Regions from separate parts of the Homo sapiens genome. Here region 2 is linked to region 1. Evidence: chromatin contacts called from ENCODE Hi-C or POLR2A ChIA-PET data. All regions are on one chromosome and are shown on one strand. Each heading gives the region's core, a stretch centred on a gene start or an enhancer-like site at or near the end of the contact. The rest is flanking DNA. Distances are from core to core; before and after follow the strand shown. Region 1 overlaps LOC124905248 (a long non-coding RNA gene). Region 2 has its middle 3.6 kb from the start of TLR8-AS1.

Evidence for each region. A loop is a pair of places that touch in the nucleus more often than their neighbours do. ChIA-PET counts read pairs that join two places held with the same protein, here RNA polymerase II (POLR2A). Pooled maps may share reads with other maps.
Region 2: a loop to region 1 is called in a map of PC-9, with 16 times the contacts of the local background. The contact joins two enhancer-like sites. A Hi-C loop is called at or near these places in 5 of 168 maps with a recorded cell type or tissue (Caco-2, IMR-90, MCF 10A and 2 more) and 6 of 50 pooled maps. POLR2A ChIA-PET finds 5 or more read pairs at or near these places in 2 of 52 experiments (HEK293 and PC-9).

What each region holds. Positions count from the first base shown.
Region 1 is chrX:13,396,933-13,399,789 of GRCh38, forward strand. All of the region lies in intron 1 of LOC124905248 (a long non-coding RNA gene), which reads right to left. Among named protein-coding and RNA genes, the nearest start is that of LINC01203, 63 kb to the left of the region's middle. Within about 2 kb of position 1,564, at least 7 of the 41 ENCODE cell types and tissues checked have a DNase peak (open chromatin) inside an H3K27ac peak, as active enhancers do; they include PC-9, where a contact is called at or near this core.
Region 2 is chrX:12,945,355-12,948,375 of GRCh38, forward strand. No RefSeq gene overlaps it. Among named protein-coding and RNA genes, the nearest start is that of TLR8-AS1, 3.6 kb to the left of the region's middle. RefSeq lists a cis regulatory region at 1,411-1,854 and an enhancer at 1,729-1,858. Within about 2 kb of position 1,642, at least 21 of the 41 ENCODE cell types and tissues checked have a DNase peak (open chromatin) inside an H3K27ac peak, as active enhancers do; they include PC-9, where a contact is called at or near this core.

The DNA.
Region 1 (2,857 bases), core at 314-2,813:
GCCCCCACTGGAAAGTTAAGGCAATGTAAAACTGATCTATGAAAGGATTTGGAGTTGTTCCACAGAGCATTCAGAAGCTTTTTATTAATCATTTATTCCCCATCTCTGCCCTTCCTTCCTATGACCTCATGCTTTGTCTATTCTCCCAATAAGCATGTTTCTGAAATATATGTTTTCCATTCCAGGCTGACATTCATAATTCTAGTGCCTTCTAGTGCACAATTTGTTTCCCATTTCAGTCCACTTCTTTCAGCAAATAGATTTGCTTTCAGAAGAGCAGCCTTAAGGAACAGCTAGCATAATATATGGTCCATCAACTAGAGAGTGTATTTCTCAACAGCCCACTCATATTTCATAAATCACAGAGCAATTATTACAACTGATTTACTCAGAAAATTTCATTTTATTTTCAATTTAATTATTTTGATTGATAAAAGTAAGATGGTTAATGGCTCCTTTTCTTGGAACTCTTAAAACACAAGTATATAATATCTAGCTTTCTAAACTAGTGAAATTCATGGTACATTGCATTTGTGTTGTGAAAATCATCATTTTTGAAGCTAAATTAGCCTCTCTACCCACTGAGAGAAGGTGCTCAACTTGAAGAGCCTGTGGCAGAAATCTCAGCTAAAATAAATTTAGCCCCTCACTCTCTTTCCCAGTGAATCTGATATCTCTATCCAATACAACGTCTGCAATTTAAAACATGTACACAAAGATAATTGGAATTTTCAAAGAAGCAAGTAACTTATCAATGACTGGAGATGCCTGTTTAAATGTTCTCTCACCTTTATATCTTGCAGGAAGCTCTTGTTTGACCTTCTGAAAAAAATCTTGAAGTATCTATGAGAACAGCTATTATATGAAGCAGAGATTATAATAGATATGGAGTTTAAGTTGCAGAAAAAGAAGACTGAATTATTAAATGGGACATCAGAAAATAAAAGTCTTTCCTTTTATCTAGTTTGGAGGACCTAAAAAAATCAATAGGCAGAAATTTACATAATCCTTATTAGATTCCACGAGCTACAAATGTACTATTAGTACAGATTGATATGAAAGAAAGATTAGTTATGCTTATGGATAGGTAAGAAGAGACACTCTTGCAAAATGGTAGATTGAAACACCCACTGAATCTTCCTGGAAGTGTGTTGAAATCAGTTAAAGGGTTAATGACACAAATATGAGGATGATTTTGTAAGGGTATGATGAAGGGGGCAAACAGCCTAATCAAAAGAAAAAAGAAATAGCACATCATGCAAGGTTATCGACACTGTTCTCAGTAACCTCTTGCATCCCTGCTGGAAAGAAACTAGTAGGGTTAAGTCAAGAATTTCCTATTGTGAAAGGAAGAAGTGACCATTGATTTGTGCCTTGTCACTCAGGTTAACTGCCAAAGAACTTTGCTCATCCAGGGGTGCATAAATGAATGCCATGTGCTACCAAAAAAAAAAGTAATAAAGGATTAAATAAGGCCATGGAAAAATGAAGCAAACTGTCACCTGGCAGTGTCTCAAGCCTGCAAACTTGATATCCCCAACTGCATTCCAAAAGTAGGGTTCAGAGACCACAAGTGCTACAGGCATGGATGAGTTAATATTTATATCTAGGAAGAAAGGATTAGCATATGCCTTCCAAAGAATGTTTCAGCAAATGCATGCAGCTGCCTGGGCATTCGCAGTTGATTGAAATGACTCAGGGGTCAGGTTTTGGTGGCCAGGCCTGCTCCACCTTTACTGGAATGCATGAGTCATGTGTTAGTCGGCTGGGTGAGAAGACTACACTGGCTTTGCGCATTCTTATATTTCTCACAATCCAGACAAAGCAACCACATGACCAGATTCCAACAAGACTAACAGTCAGATAAGGAGGGAAAGTCATTGAAATAAACGAGAGAAGAGAAAACCTAAATGTGTTTTAAACTTCTAAAGCGAGAACTGAACAATAAACAGTTTTCTACAACAGGGCTTCTATAAGACCAGTAACTTCTATGCTCCCCAAAAAGTATTTATGAAACTATTTGAGTGGTTTTACATCTTGATTATTCTTCCACTTAAATATTGTCTTTAAATGACCTGCCTGGGTGCATGTCCAGAATGGAAATAGCAAAAGTTAGATGTCTTACAGTCCAAGCTCTACAAGTCCTAGCTATGTGACCATGTTGGTTATGATTAGACCAACTGCATTTGGTCTAATCCTAACCTCTGGGTGTTTTAATAAACTCTGATAGCCTCCAGGGATTATTAAAAAGTCCAGAGGTGAGGCCAGGCATGGTGGCTCACACCTGTAATCCCAGGACTTTGGAAGGCTGAGGCAGGCGGATCACTTGAGGTCAAGAGTTCGAGACCAGCCTGGCCAACATGGTGAAACCCCGCCTCTACTAAAAATACAAAAAAAAATTATCCTGGCATGGTGGCACACACCTGTAATCCCAGCTACTCGGGAGGCTGAGGCAGGAGAATTGCTTGAACCTTGGAGGCAGAGGTTGCAGTGAGCCAAGATCATGCCACTGCACTGTAGCCTCCTGGGTGACAGAGTGAGACTCAGTCTCCAAAAAAAAAAAAAAAAAGGGCCAGAGGTGGTCAGTCCAGGCCGATGTAGTACCTTAACAAAGTCACTGGGCAGTCAGAGTCCTTCTATCTGCTTCACCATTCTCATACATACATGGTTTGCATCCTCAGTGTCACAATATGGCTACTCTGGCTGCAGCCATCACATCTACATTCCAGGGAACAGGAAGGTAAAAGGGGTAAGGCAAGAAGAGGCACGTCCTATTCCTTTCTAAGGAGTCTTTCCGGAAGTGACACCCAATAGCTTTCATATTGGACAGAATTCAGTTATAATGCCATGCTTAGCT
Region 2 (3,021 bases), core at 392-2,891, 450 kb before region 1:
AGAGAACAGCCCCCTTTGACTGTAATTTTCCTTTATCTACCCAAATCCTATAAAACAGCCCCACCTTTATCTCCCTTGGCTGACTCTCTTTTCGGACTCAGCCCGCCTGCACCCAGGTGAAATAAACAGCCTTGTTGCTAACACAAAGCCTGTTTGGTGGTCTCTTCACACGGATGTGCATGAAACCAATGAAAAAAAGACCAAAACAACAACCAAAACAGAAACAAAGAACAACAAAAAACAGCTAAGCAAAGCAAACAATGCCACAATTTATAGGTTGGTGCAAAAGTAATTGTGCTTTTTGCCATTAAAAAGAATGCAAAACCGCAATTACTTTTGCACCAACCTAATATATGATTACCAAGCGCTCTAATGGTAAGGATAAATTAAAACCAGCTGATTGTTAATTTTAACTTTAGCCAAGACAAAAGCCCAATTCAGCTACTTACCTAGGAATGGGGCTCAGGCTGAACACTGCTCTCTACCATCTTTGAAGCAGGAAAAAACTCAAACTCGCCTTCCCTGTTGGAAGTGAGCTGAAATTCCAGAAAGGAGTTACCTGCACTCTTCATCATGGAAGCAGGAAAACTTGCCTTCCTTTTTGGGAGCAAGTGAAACTCCAGAAAAGGAGTTATACAGCAAAATAAACTTTAGATCTCAACCAAATTTGGAGAGATCAGGGATTCTCTTGGTCGGGGGTGGGGGTGTCTCCCAGGCCTCAGCCAATTGTCCTACTGGCTTGAGCCATAAAGATAGCTCAAGCTGGTACCAAGCACCAACAGTAGATTTGTCAAAGGTCAGGGGTACCTCCACTCAGAATCCCTTCATGGTTACCAATTTGTGAATCCAAAATATCTGAGACAGGCCTCAGTCAATTTAGAAAGTTTATTTTGCCAAGGTTAAGGATGCACCCATGACACAGCCTCAAGAGGTCCTGGCTACATGGGCCCAAGGTGGTCGGAGCACAGCTTGGTTCTACACATTTTAGGGAGACGTGAGACATCAATCAACATGTGTAAGATGTACATTGGTTCCGTCCAGACAGGCAGGACAACTCGAATCAGGGGAGGGGGCTTCCAGATCACAGGTAGATAAGAGACATTTGTTGCATTCTATTGGGTCTCTGATTAGCCTTTCACTGAATATACAATTCACATGGGAGAGGAGGGTGGAGGAATAGTCACTTATGCCTGGTCTGCCTTGGTGAAACGACAGGGCAGAGGAAGCAATCAGATATGCATTTGTCTCACATGAGCCTCAGAGGGATGACTTTGAGCTCTGTCTGTCCTTTGTCCACGAGGAATTTCCTTGTGGGCAAATTGTGAGGGAGGTATGTCTTTTTTTTTTTTTTATCTTTGTAGCTGTCTTATTTAGGAATAAAATGGGAGGCAGGTTTGCTTGACGCAGTTCCCAGCTTGACTTCCCTTTAGCTTAGTGATTTTGGGGTCCCAAGATTTATTTTCCTTTCACAACTCCCATCTGATATATTTAAGGGGGAATTCTTTTGTGCCTACAGCATTGTTAGTGGAATGTGGAGCGACAGCAAGGGATGGGCCTAGCTGGAATTTACCACCAGGGGGCTTGGACTCTTTCTCATGCGTCAACACCAATCACTGCCAATAGGGGGCAGCAACAATTTGCCTACAGCCTTTAGGCTTTGGTTTTAGACTCAAGGAGCTCAGGGTGTGGAATCTCCATTGTTTTTCCTCTGAAACTTGGCTTCTTATCTGCCTGCGGACTCAAATCCTCCTCCTGCCAATACTACAACAGCCACAGAACAAATGCATTGAAACTGAGAGAACTGGTAAGAGGCTAGATCTAGTGTAAATCAGAGAATGGGCCTCATAAAAGGAGCAGTTTGGAGGAACCTAATCCTTCACAGTTTGTCTAGCAATTTCTAGGTTCAATCAATTGAGGGCTTAACTGGTAAACTCAAGTGGAAATTTTTTATTGGCTCCTGGTGATGTCACTCCTGGTGAGTGTGGGAGAACTGGTTTTCTAGGTGTGGGGATTCTTTATTCTCTGAAACACCCACTAGGAAACGCCCTGAGGCCTTTTCACCTTCTGTGGTGTCAGGACCTCTCATGTAACTGGATACAGTGCTTTTCCCAAACAGACTATACACAACAGAAACTCAAAAAATAGAAACGCTAAGTGGGAATAAGGGAAATAAACTACAAGAGTAGTGGTTCTCGACCTTGGCTGCACATGGGAATCACCTGGGAGCTTCAATCCGCAAGGACCAATGCCAGGGACCCCCCTACCCCCTGCCCCCGAGATTTGGATTAACTGGTCTGCATGCAACCAGGGCAGCTGGCGTTTTGAAAGGTCCCCAGGTGGTTCCCATGTACAGCCAAACTGAGAACCATTGTCAGATGTGCAGTCTTTGCTCCTGGGTCAATTAATTCCTCACGCCCACTAACTACTTTAGATGTCTTATGCTTTGAGCACATTTAAAATAAAACCCAAAACTTAATAAAACAAAGTTAGTACACAGAGAAATAGGAACCTGATTAAAATAGAACATGAAGTCAAGTCAGTTTGGTTTTGTTTTAAATCTCCAATTGCCACCATTAATTCTGCTCCCAAAGGTCAATAATGCTAGCCTGCTATTTGCTTTGTTCACTTCTGAATGAAGCACTTGTGTTTGCTGACCTTCAAACACTTCCAGGTTGTCTAAGAGGAAGCCATGTGGCACTTTGACTTTTGTGTGACCTGGCAATTTGTTTACATCAAATCCCTTTTAACCCTCTGCAGTTGACAGTGGAGAATTCAGTATTTTCATATGCTGCCTAACCTCTAGGGTGGAAGGCTTTAAACTTGATTTAGGTCAAGTTGGCAGTGACCCAGGTGAGCCCCCAGGAAACTGCACTTCCACAGCCAAAACGTGGCCATCCACCAACTTAGGCATGACAGTTACAGTTTTGAACCTGCTATTAAGTCCCACAATTCTCTTGGTTAGTTAGAGTAATCAAACCTGTCAAGGGTAGGCAGAACTGGAGGAGTGAAGAATGGTTTTGA